Regions from separate parts of the Homo sapiens genome. Here region 1 is linked to region 2. A link is a contact called in ENCODE Hi-C or POLR2A ChIA-PET data. All regions are on one chromosome and are shown on one strand. The core of a region is the stretch at or near the end of the contact, and the rest is flanking DNA. Distances in the headings are between cores, read along the strand shown.

Evidence for each region. Hi-C counts contacts between places; a loop is a spot of excess contacts on that map. ChIA-PET counts read pairs that join two places held with the same protein, here RNA polymerase II (POLR2A). Pooled maps may share reads with other maps.
Region 1: a map of naive thymus-derived CD4-positive, alpha-beta T cell shows a loop between it and region 2 (4-fold over the local background). The contact joins the promoter of CDT1 here to the promoter of SNAI3 in region 2. A Hi-C loop is called at or near these places in 2 of 168 maps with a recorded cell type or tissue (PC-9 and naive thymus-derived CD4-positive, alpha-beta T cell), 8 of 37 single-sample maps with no recorded cell type and 10 of 50 pooled maps. POLR2A ChIA-PET finds 5 or more read pairs at or near these places in 17 of 52 experiments (B cell, BJ, GM12878 and 13 more).

The regions. Positions count from the first base shown.
Region 1 is chr16:88,799,964-88,805,938 of GRCh38, reverse strand. It overlaps CDT1 (chromatin licensing and DNA replication factor 1), which reads right to left and starts at 2,150. Exons shown (of 10, transcript NM_030928.4): 1 at 1,880-2,150; 2 at 1,272-1,394; 3 at 1,041-1,177; 4 at 302-499; 5 at 70-215. The coding sequence starts at 2,107. RefSeq lists enhancers at 1-718, 719-1,602, 2,321-2,896 and silencers at 1,959-2,068, 2,149-2,388.
Region 2 is chr16:88,683,544-88,689,054 of GRCh38, reverse strand. It overlaps SNAI3 (snail family transcriptional repressor 3), which reads left to right and starts at 2,548. Exons shown (of 3, transcript NM_178310.4): 1 at 2,548-2,724. The coding sequence starts at 2,649. SNAI3-AS1 (SNAI3 antisense RNA 1) reads right to left here. Exons shown (of 4, transcript NR_024399.1): 4 at 1,869-2,264. RefSeq lists silencers at 2,268-2,727, 2,778-2,937.

The DNA.
Region 1 (5,975 bases), core at 901-3,400, 120 kb before region 2:
CCTCACACCCACCCTGGAAACTGTGCGGCTCACAGATGGGGAAACCGAGGTCCCGCACCCAGCACTCACCCTGCTCCAGCAGTGGCTCGATGGTGAGCTGGTAATCTGACCTCCTGGTGCCATCCTTGAAGGTGGGGACACTGCGCTCCTGGCGGAAGCGGTAGGAGGCCGGGTACACGGTTTTGATCTGGCCAACATTGCACTCCTCAAAACGCCTATGGGAGGATGGGGGCGGCTCAGGAGGCAGGCCCGGGCCCACCCCCAACTCCAGGACAGCCACAGCCCACCCCCGGCCACTCACCTACGCATCATGTCCTGGACGCCCCGCTGGACCTTGGCAAAGGTGGGCGTCTCGGAGCGGTTGTGGAGCATGCCCACGATGGTGTCCATGCTGCGGAACATCTCCGCCAGCACCTGGTACTTGTAGGGCAGCACGAGTCCCGGCAGGCCGGGCTGGGCCAGGGCATGGAAGCGCTGGTAGGCGGGCGCCTTCTCGCCACTGTCAGGGAGGGAGGAGCCTCATGAGAAGCAGTAGGCCCCTACCCCTCCAACGCCACAGCAGGCCCCTCGGCCAGGGAGACCCTCCGATGGGGCCTGCCATGCCACACACGATGGCTTTCGCGGCCCTTGCACACCCACCAGCACTGGCACCGTTAGGGGTAGCAGTGGTGACGGGAAAGCCCGGCTCCACACCCCAGCTCTGCTGTGTCCACGCAGCTCCCCCAGGGAAGCTCTGCCCTCTCCCCAGCGCAGTTTCGTCAGCTCTCAGGGGCAGAGGCAGACAACACACCAATGCATCAGGAGCATTTGAAACCTGCCAGAGTCCCCGAGGCAGGAGCTGCCCCCCGCAGGAGGGACTGAGGGCACAGCGCCAGCAGTGCCCGGGACCTTTTTCTCAGGGGTCTGGGTCCGCGCCCTGGTGACCTCACCACCACCCTCCCTGGAAGGAGCAGACCTGGGCCTCTGACAGGCTCGCTGGGCCACGCCTGCCACCAACCCGGCCTTTGCCGGGGCCTCGTGGCCGCCCACCCAGCACTCACCATGGCTCCTCAGGGCGGCCCTCGGCCTCTGGGGTGCAGGACTCCCCAGCATCCTGGGCACTGGCCTTCAGCGCCCGGACTCTTGCCCCCAGCTCCCGGGCCCGTTGCAGGCATGACGCAAGCTCAGAGATGGTGTCCTTCAGGGGGATCAGGGGACACGGTGCCGTCAGGCAGGCAGGCAGGCCGGCACCACTCAGCCCTCCCGCATCTGCCCCAGGCCCCGCCCCTCACCTGGTCCTGCGCGGATGTCAGGTGGGGCGGCTGACCTGCTGCCGGGGTGGATTTCTTTATCTTCTGGCCCGGAGAAGGGCAGGCTGGGATGTCTGGGGCCTCGGGGGTACTGGGGCTGGAAACCTGGTGGGAGGGACCCCAAGGGTGAACTCATGACAAGACCTGGTGCTCCTGGCTCTGCAGAGGACCCCGAAGGATCAGAAGCCGCTCTGAGTTAACTGGGACGGGCATGGCTGGGGGGCTTAGGACTTCCCGTAGATGGTGGTCTGTGCTAAGGCCGGGGACACAGCCTTGCTCTCGTCTTCCGGGGCCGTTTCCAGGTCGGACCCCTGCCCTGGCCTCGCAGAGAAGCTGGACTTCCAGCCCCATCATCGGATCCCGGTGCAAGCCCCCCAGTGCCTCCTGCTCATCTCAGGAGCCAGCCAAGTCCCCAGTGGTGGCAGGGCGCCCCCAGGATCCCCCGGCCTGTCCCAGAGTTCCCTGCGCCCCGTCCCCCCCGCCTGTTTCCCCGCCCCCGTCCCTCCGCCTCAGTTTCCCCGAGCCCTGCCCCCCGGGCCTCAGTCTCCCCGCCCCCAACTCCCCGGCCTCAGTCTCCCCACGCCCCTCACCTCGTCCACCGACAGCCGCAGTCTCCTGCGGGCCGGTGGCCTGGCCTGGTCGCGTCCGGGGGCGGCGGGCGGGCGGGCGCGCTTGCGGCTGCCACTGGTAGCGGAGGCCGGGGCGCGGAGTGCGGGCCTGGCGGGGCTGGGGGTGCGGCAGGCCAGCTTGGGCGGCGCGATGCGGGGGGGCCCGGGGCGGCGGCGCGCGAAGAAGTCGGTGACGCGGCGCTGCTCCATGGCGGCGGAGTGCGCGGCGAAAGCAAGGAAAGAAGGAAGGGAGGAAGAGGCGGGCGCGGTTCCCGCCAAATTTCCCGCGGGCGCCCTGGCCCCGCCCCCGGCGCGGACCGAACCATCGGGGCAGAGCACGGGGGGAGGGAAGGGACGGGGCGCGCATGCGCGCTGGTGGGCGCGGGCACCGGCTTGGCCGCGCGCATGCGCCGACGTGCGGGCGTGGACTCGCCGGCGGGCGCCGTCGTGCGTGGGACTTTAGCGCGGTCTCCGGATCCCGCGTGTGGCTCCCACTTTTCAGGGCGTGTCAGTGGGGCCGCTGGCTTCAGGGTCAGAATGAGCGCAATCCAGGCAAACAGCAGCGCGCGCCTGACAAAACCCCGGCGCTGCCCGGGGGAGCCGAGGACGGCGCGGCCTGGGGGGCTGCAGGCTCGAGCTGGTAAAGGCGCTTCCCCCGCGGGCCGCACGCTCCTTATTTCTTTTTTTAAAACTATTTCTGGCTGGGCGCGGTGGCTCACGCCTGTAATCCCAGTACTTTGGGAGGCCGAGGCGGGCGGATCATGAGGTCAGGAGATCGAGACCATCCTGGCTAACACGGTGAAACCCCGTCTCTACTAAAAATACAAAAAATTAGCCGGGCGTGGTGGTGGGCACCTGTGGTCCCAGCTACTCAAAAGGCTGAGGCCTGAGAATGGCGTGAACCCCGTGGGGCGGAGCCTGCAGTGAGCCGAGATCGCGCCACTGCACTCCAGCCTGGGCGACAGCGAGACTCCGTCTCAAAAAAAAAAAAAAAACTATTTCTATCGAGGCGGAGATTACGTTGCCGGGTGGTCTCGAACTCCCCGGTTCAGTGATCCGCTCTCTTGGAACTGCCCCCTCCCAAAGCGCTGCGATCACAGGCGTGGCCTCCGCGATCCGCGTTGCTCGCTTTTTAAAAGGGTGGATTTGATATGTGAATTATTTCTCAATCAAGCTATTACATGGAAACGAAGAAAAGGGGCCGGGCGCGATGGTTCACGCCTGTAATCCCAGCACTTTGAAAGGCCGAGGCGGGCGGATCACCTGAGGTCAGGAGTTCGAGACCAGCCTGACCAACATGGTAAAACCCCCTCTCTACTAAAAATACAAAAATTAGCCAGGCGTGGTGGCGGGCGCCTGTAATTCCAACTGCTTGGGGGGCTGAGGCAGCAGAATCGCTTGAACCCGGGAGGCGAAATGGCGCCACTGCACTTCAGCCTGAGCGAAAGAGCGAGAAACTCCGTCTCAAAAAAAAAAAAAAAAAAAAAAAAGGAAAGAAAAGAAACTGCCTTTAGCATGGCTGAGGGCTGAGATTTTAAAGTTTTAGTTCTTAAAACCTATAGCGCTCCTATCTGGGAAACGGCCTAGAGCGCGGTTTATCTGGAGAGCCCGAGCCACAGCCACTCCTTCCAGAGACGCCAATAAGCAGGGCCAGGCGCAGCGCTGCGGAAGTCCCCCGCAAAGCAATGCGGGCCGCCGGGGCCTGGAGGCCTGCGAGGGAAGGGGACGCGGGTGGAGGCGGCCAGGGCTCAGAGGAGGGCTTCTGTTTTCCCATTTTCCAAGTTTTCTGTAAAAAGCGTGAATTGTGCCTATTTTTTTTTAAGTTAAAGGAATAGAAACCGGTTTGATGATGCAACTGGTGCTTGCAAAATACCTCAAAGGTGGCCTGCACGGTGGCTCACGCCTGTAATCCCAGCACTTTGGGAAGTCGAGGCGGGCGGATCACTTGAGGTCAGGAGTTCAAGACCAGCCTGGCCAACATGGCAAAACCCCGTCTCTACAATAAATACAAAAATTAGCCGGACGTGATGGCAGGCACCTGTAATCTCTGCTACTCAGGATCCCGCCACTACACTCCAGCAGCCTGGGCAACAGAGCGAGACTCCATCTCCAAAACAAAACACCTCAAAAGTGAGGACGTTCATAAGTGGGGGGATGGGGAGGGCGTGGTGAGGCATTTGTTTTCCATCTGTATATAAGGGATCAGCACCTAGACCTGTGTTTTGCAAGCAGCTGGTAGCAAATTTTTAGTGGGTCAAGAAATAAATATGGAAGACTGAGACCCACATTTTTTAAAGCTACGTTTTGTTGAAAAGTTTTGTTTTGGTACACGTGCTTTTTTTTTTTTTTTTTTTGATCACCCAGGCTGGAGTGAAGTAGCTTAGCCTCCACTCCTGGGCTAAAGGAATCCCCCTGCCTTGGCCTCCCAAGTAGCTGGGGCTACAGGCGTGAGCCACCACGCGTGGCTAAATGTTTGTTTTTTGTTTTTGTTTTTTTGTAGAGACGGCATCTCACCATGTTACCCAGGCTGGTCTCGAACTCCTGGACTGAAGCGATCTCCCTGCCTCGGCCTCCCAAGTAGCTGGGGCTACAGGCGTGAGCCACCACACCTGGCCACACCACACATTAAACAAACAATGTATTTCTTCAGTCAAAACTAGTTGCAGGTTGGGGCAGGAACTGACTTGGAAGGAGCACGAGGCAATTTTCTAGGGTGATAGAAATGGTCTAGATCATGACAGGTTTGGGTCACATAAGTGTATGAATTTATCAAAATCTGAGGGTAGCTTAAGATTTGTGTATTTTATGGTATGTAAATTTATTTAAAAGCCAAATTATCAGCAAATATCGAACTCTAGTCAATGACATGCATGCAGAAGTGTTTAGGAATAACAGATGTCTGACACTTTAAAATGCATCAAATAAGATGGACAGGCTGGGCGCAGTGACTCACACCTGTAATCCCAGCACTTTGCGAGGCCGAGGCGGGTGGATCATCTGAGGTCAGGAGTTCGAGACCAGCCTGGCCAACATGGTAAAACCCCATCTCTACCAAAAATACAAAAATTAGCTGGGTGTGGTGGCGGGCATCTGTAATCCCAGCTAGTCGGGAGGCTGAGGCAGGAGAATCGCTTGAACCCGGGAGGTGGAGGTTGTAATGAACTGAGATCCTGCCACTGCACTGCAGCCTGGTGACAGCGAGACTCCATCTCAACAACAACAACAAAAAGAACAGTGTAGAACATTAAGATAGAGTCTGAGGGGTAAATGAGATTCAACTTCTCTGGATGTTTGAATTTTTTGAAAATAGAACGTCTTGAAAAGGCGTATTTCGCACTGTGGGTTTTGGACAAAAGAGTTTGAAGGCCCCTGGGACCAGACAACCTCCAGCAGGGCAGTTAGCTCATAAGGCACCTTTGTGAAAAACGGCTTGACAAGTGGAGCCACGGGGATCTCAGCCCCCGCTGCTCCCTTGGCCAGGAACCCTTGTGCAGGCCTTAGCTGGCACAGCTCTGCGTGGCGACCCTTGCTTGGGAGTCTCTTCAGCTGTAATATTCCATTCTGTTCTAATCAAGATGGGGATCCTGGCTTTTCTCAAAGGGGGCAGAAAGTGATCTGGGAGTCATAGTGGAACACAAACCAAATAGAAGTCGGCTACGTATGAAAGAGGGAAAATGTAAAATGTTAGAGCTGTAATGGGAGCATGAATTACAGACGCATCCTCTCCTTAGGACCATCTGCAGTAAGGGGACCTTGCAAATCCTTGACATCGTAACCGTTTGTCAGGTAGGAGGGAGCTGTCACCTCCCCTGGTGACGTGGCGGCTCCCCACTCTGTCTCCCATTGAGAATAAGGAAACAGCTGGTCTCAGAGAGGCAGCGTTAGCGGCACTTAACCACAAGCAACTGCTCCACATCTGGCTGCTGGTGCAACCGTTTGGCCCGGTCCCTGCCTTCCATAGATAAGCTGATGGACAGGATGCTGCCAGAAGCGTCTCCAAGGCCTTCAAAATGCCAAGGCGACTCCAGCATTTCTTCTCTCCTGCCACCTGCCCACGCACCAGCCGGAACCACAGGGT
Region 2 (5,511 bases), core at 1,299-3,798:
CAATGGTGACAGAGATGTCTACCGTGTTGGATACCTGTGTGCACATCTCCAGACACTATGGTTACAGTCACTGTAAAACCAGAAAGGCAGGAAGACATACGTGTAGGAAGGATGAAAATGTCAACATAAATGGAACTCTAACCGTTTTTGCCCTGACCGGCAATTCTTGGGGTGGGCTACCCACTGGAAAACCGCTCTTGGGTGTCGGATGGAGGCAGATGGGAGGGGCCAGGCTGCCGGGCCCAGCACAAGTCATCATCCTGATGTCCTAGATGTCCAGGGAAGGGGGCAAGGACCTGGGTCGCCTGCTGCAGTTCAGGAGGGCGGGTCTAGCAGGCTGTGGGCCGTGGGTTTCCCCACTCAGGGGCACGTCAGTTTAACCCCCAGAGCCAAGCTGCCGGCAGTGAGGAACGGAAGACACGGAAAGGATGGAGACGGCCGCCCTCCCCCAATCCCCACCCCCGAGGCTGCACCTGTGGGAAGGGGGACGCTGATGTTTCCCTCTGTGGGGCCTTCTTGGGTCCAGCCTGGACACCGCCCTGTGCATCACAGCTGAAGAGTGAGTCTGCAGCCGACTTGAGTGTCCCTGGGGGGCAAGTTGTTGCGGCAGCCCTGGGACCCCACCCCAAAGGTGCTCGCAGGCCCTCTAGGGCGTTCCCGGGATGAGATCAGCCATTCTCCTCGGGAGGGCTACAGCAGCCCTGAGTAACACCAGGCTCTAGCTGGGATTAGGAGATAAGCTTGCTGGGGCTTGGCGGGTGGCCACACAACGGGTAGGTGGGCGGGGAGGGACGGTGTGGGTGGAGGCTTGGCTCAGGTATCTGCAAGCGTTATCTGTGTCTGCGAGGGAGAGAGAGAAGGAAGGGAGGCTATAAATAGAAACCTTTCCAGGCGAGGAACAGGTGAATAAGCAGAAGGCAGGCATGTGTCCTCTGAAATCTACACTCCCGGCGTGGTGGTGCCAGGCCATGCTTGCAGGAGAGGCGGGCACCTTCTTCCAGGGGCACCTCCACCTGTCCTTCCACTCCCCCTCACCAAGTGGCAGACAAGCTGGAGTGTGGCTGGGTCCCAATCCCACTGTGTCCTAACCTCTCACAGCCTTGGTCTTCTTTTTTGTTTTTTTTTAATTTTTTGAGACAGGGTCTTGCTCTGTTGTCCAGACTGGAGTGCAGTGGGGTCATCATAGCTCACAGCAGCCTCCACCTCCTGGAGGCTACTGCAACAAGCAATCCTCCCTCCTCAGCGTCCTGAGTAGCTGGGACTGAAGATGGGTGTTGCCACGCCTGGCTAATTAAAATAATTTTTTTTTTTTTTTTTGTAGAGACGGGGTCTCATGTTGTTTTTCAGGCTGGTCTCAAACTCCTGGGCTCAAGCAGTCCTCTTGTCTCAGCCTCCCACAGTGCTGGGATTACAGGCGTGAGCTGCTGAGCCCAGACTCACAGCCTAGTTTTTTTTCATTGGCAAAGTGGGGCTGATACTAGCCCAGCTTTTCACACCCTGGACGTGTGATGTGGGACGTGGGATGCTGGTGTGGCACGGCCCTCCTCCCTGCTGTCTGTCCCTCAGAGCTTCCATGGACTCACCACCCCCCACCTTCTCCACCCCCGGCCCACAGGGGGCAAAGGCCACCCAGCTCTGAGGTGGAAGCCCTGCTGGGGAGGCAGGCCGGCGGCACAGCCAGGGACACCCTGTGTGCACGCCAGCCCAGAGACGGCCCCACCTGGCCCCCAACGTTATGAAATGTCCATGTCAAAAGAGACCCAGACACTGGACACAGCGGCTCCCAGCTTTTTATGACCCTGAGGGCTCTACAGGACCACAAAGGAGGGAAACGGATTGCCCAGGTCACACGTGCAGCTGTTGCAGAATTCACGTGATTCACCGGTTTTATTAAACTTCCCATAACCATGTCTGACCCCCTGGGAATTCCAGAATTCCAGGCCAAGTCCTCCGTCCCCCAAAAAACAGCTTTCTGGAGGCACTGGACAAACTCCTAAAGGGCTGACTCCAGTGGGGGAAGCCTTCGGAGACTGCAGCCCATCCAGAAAGGACCACTGTCTCCAGGCCACCGGTCCCGGGCCTGTTCCAGAGCCGCCAGTAGGGCTGGTCACTAGGGTCAGCTTCGTTTCGCCTGGGCTCTCCCCATCAATCCTGTCCTGTGAGTTTGCAGAAGGGATGGGGAGGCGAGGCCAGGCCGCAGAGTGAGCGTCATTCTCCGCAGCAAGGGTTCTCCAAGGACCGCGCTCGGCCGACGCTTCCACATTCTGTGGAAGAGATTCTCGCTCGGTTTCCACACAGCTTTGAACTCTGCCCTTCACTCACGGCGAGTGGGTGGCCAGGCCCGACGGGTCGGTGTGTGACTCGGCGGCGCGCACGCCAGAGAATTCCCGTGGGGAGGACACCGGCGGCCACGCGCTCCCCGCCCCGTCCCGCCCGCGCACCTGTCCTGGGCGTGTTGCCCGAGACCCCGCCTCGCCCTCAGTTCCGCCCCCGTGGCCCCGCCCCACTCGCGCCGGGCGCTGGTTGGCGGAGGCGGCGCGCTATGCTAATGAGCCTGACCCCTTCAAGCGCCGGCGGACGCAGCAGTCCGGACCCAGGCGCGCCCCTCCCGCCCCAGCCCACCCCGGCCTGCCGCCCGGGAGGGGAACATGCCGCGCTCCTTCCTGGTGAAAACGCACTCCAGCCACAGGGTCCCCAACTACCGGCGGCTGGAGACGCAGAGAGGTACTGACTACCCGATCCCCGAGCCCCTGCCGGGACTCGACCCTGAGGGGCGGGAGAGAGAGAGAGGCCCCTGGGAGCGGGGGCTGGGGAGACACCTGTCCCAGGTGGGAGGAGAAGGAGCCAGCGCCTCTGCGCAGCGGCTGCGGCTGCAGGGAGGGAGGTGGCCCACGGGCGCCTCCACTTCAGGGCACTGAGCCCCGCCTCCGGCAGGGCGGGCGGGATTCTCTCCCAACTTGGAGAAGTTTTCTAAGTTTTCTAAGCCCCCAAGTCTCCCTGGAACTCACCCCTGATATACAGCCGCCCGTCCCAACCACTACAGCCCCAGCTAAAGGCACCCTGGAGTCATCTTCCTGGCGCACACGTTTGGGAGGGGTCGCGGGGTGGTGGGTGGGAGGGAAGGAGGGCCGTCTGGGGCGGCCCGGCTCAGGGACCCCCGGAGCATGCTGACTGGGGGTGTAAGCACAGGGGATGGTGAGAAGGACACATGGGCTCTTTCTGGTGCAAAGGCACTGCCCCTCCTGCATTCAGTTCAGGTGAGCCTCCGCCCGTGGTCTCCCTCCCTCCCCCACCTCCCTTCACCCCAGAAGCCCTCCTGCTCACCCCGGCAGGCTTGCCTGGGCAGGCTGGGCTAAAGGGCTGCAATCCTCCACACACCGGCTAGGCTGGGGAGATGGGTGCCCAGCAACCGGGCTGCCCGTTCATTCCCACTGCCTGCTAGGCTTAGGGACACGAGAGAAGAGGACTCTGTCCTTCAGAGGACAGCCTGCCACACGGGCGGTGAGAGCAGTCCCCACCTGGCTTGGCAGCTTCTTGGGACAAAGGCCCACTGAGGGGCGCCGGCGGACGCGGTGGTCGGGACTCACGCTCTGTGGCCGGTGGGGGAGAGCAGGAAGGGCGCTGTTGGGGCTGTGGCCCCCAGCAACACCGCCAAGAGGCCTTTATCCCAGCTCAGAACCCAGAGTTGGGGATGGGGGGGATCCCACCTGGACCCACACCCGAGGCCCGGGCTGCCACCAGGGGGTGCCAGCTAGGACCATGCTTTTCAAATGTGCATTTTGAAATCAGTTTCATCAGTCACCCCCAGCAATTTTGTAAAATAAAATAGAGCAGAAACTGCCGGAGTGCCTGGCTCATGGTGAAGGACACTGGCTTCTGTTATGTGTATGTGGATGCGCATGTGACTACACATGTGTGCGGAATTTACATGGGTAATAGTTGCAAGTTTCAAAGTGTTGCTTAGGGTCCATCCCAGTGTGCAAATCTGGGTAGCTGTGCTGGGCCCAGTGGGCAACTGTCGTGAGTAGCCGTGCTGCCCCGCAGTGCTCTCTGCTCCCCGCCCCCGCTCCCCTCCTCACTGTAGCCCCAGCTGCCTGGCTTTCTGACAGCCAGGGGGCCCTGGCAACTTTCTGCCAAGATGTTACCCCAGGATAGACCTGAGGTGCTGGGATTTGGGGCCCCTCAATCTCTCCTTTTAAATAAATGGCTCCTATGGCTCCCCAGGGAACCCCTGAAGCCAGCAAGGTACTTAAACAGTCTCTTCAGCTGGGTGTGGCGGCTCATGCCTGTAATCTCAGCACTTTGGGAGGTCGAGGACGGCAGATCACTTGAGGTCAGGAGTTCGAAACCAGCCAACATGGCGAAACCCCGTCCCTACTAAAAATACAGAAGTTACCCCGGTGTGCTGGCGGGTGCCTATAATCCCAGATACTCAGGAGGCTGAGGTAGGAGAATCACTTGAACCCGGGAGATGGAGGTTGCAGTGAGCCACGATCGCGCCCCTGCACTCCAACCTGGGCGACAGAGCGAGACTCTGTCTCAAAACAAAACAAAACAAAACAGTGTCTTCTCCCCAGGATCTGGACCGCAGCATGAATAAAAAGGCAAGCAAAACCCAGAGAGTATGGGGAAAGCATTTAAAATCCCAGCAGAAACACATGGTCAGCCTGACGGGGCGAGACTGTCTCTTGCCCCGTCCTGCCTCTGGGCTCAGCCACTGGGCCCACAAACAGGGTCCTGGCTCTGTGACAATACCTGGAGGCAGAAAGGTGGCCATGTCTTAGAGATGGAAAAAAGAAATGGTGACTTTTTCCTGCAGAGAGGCCCCAGCAAAGCCGGGAAACCTGGGGCTCCCCCAGTGCTGTCTCCCCAGAACTCTCTTGGACGCTGCCTCTTAGCCTGTCATTGCCGTCACTTCTGGGTGGACAGAAACCTGATGACTCTGTAATTAGGAAAACTGAGGGTGGGAGGAGGTCAGGTCAGGAGAGAGTGGCAGATGGGAGGCGTTCCTTTGAATCCCCTATTCCTCCTCATCCTCACAGCACTGGTTATTGTCAATTTTTTTCAGTTCTACTGGGTGTGAGCATCTCATTGTGATTGCGATTTGGGCTTCCCTGATGGCATTGAGCATCTTTGCATGTGTTCATTGGCCATTTGTGTATCGTCTTTGGAGAAATAGTTATTCAGATCCCTTGCCCAGGCCGGGCGCAGTGGCTCACACTTGTAATCCAGCACTTTGGGAGGCTGAGGTGGGCAGATCCCTTGAGGCCAGGAGTTTGAGACGAGTCTGGCCAATGTGGCAAAAACCCGCGTCTACTAAACATACAAAAATTAGCTGGGCATGGTGGCAGGTGTCTGTAATCCCAGCTATCAGGAGGCTGAGGCAGGAGAATTGTTTGAACCTGGGAGGCGGAGGTTGCAGTGAGCTGAGATCACGCCATTGCACTCCAGCCTGGGCGACAAGAGTGAGACTCCAGCTCAAAAAAAAAAAAAAAAAAAAAGGCCAGGCGC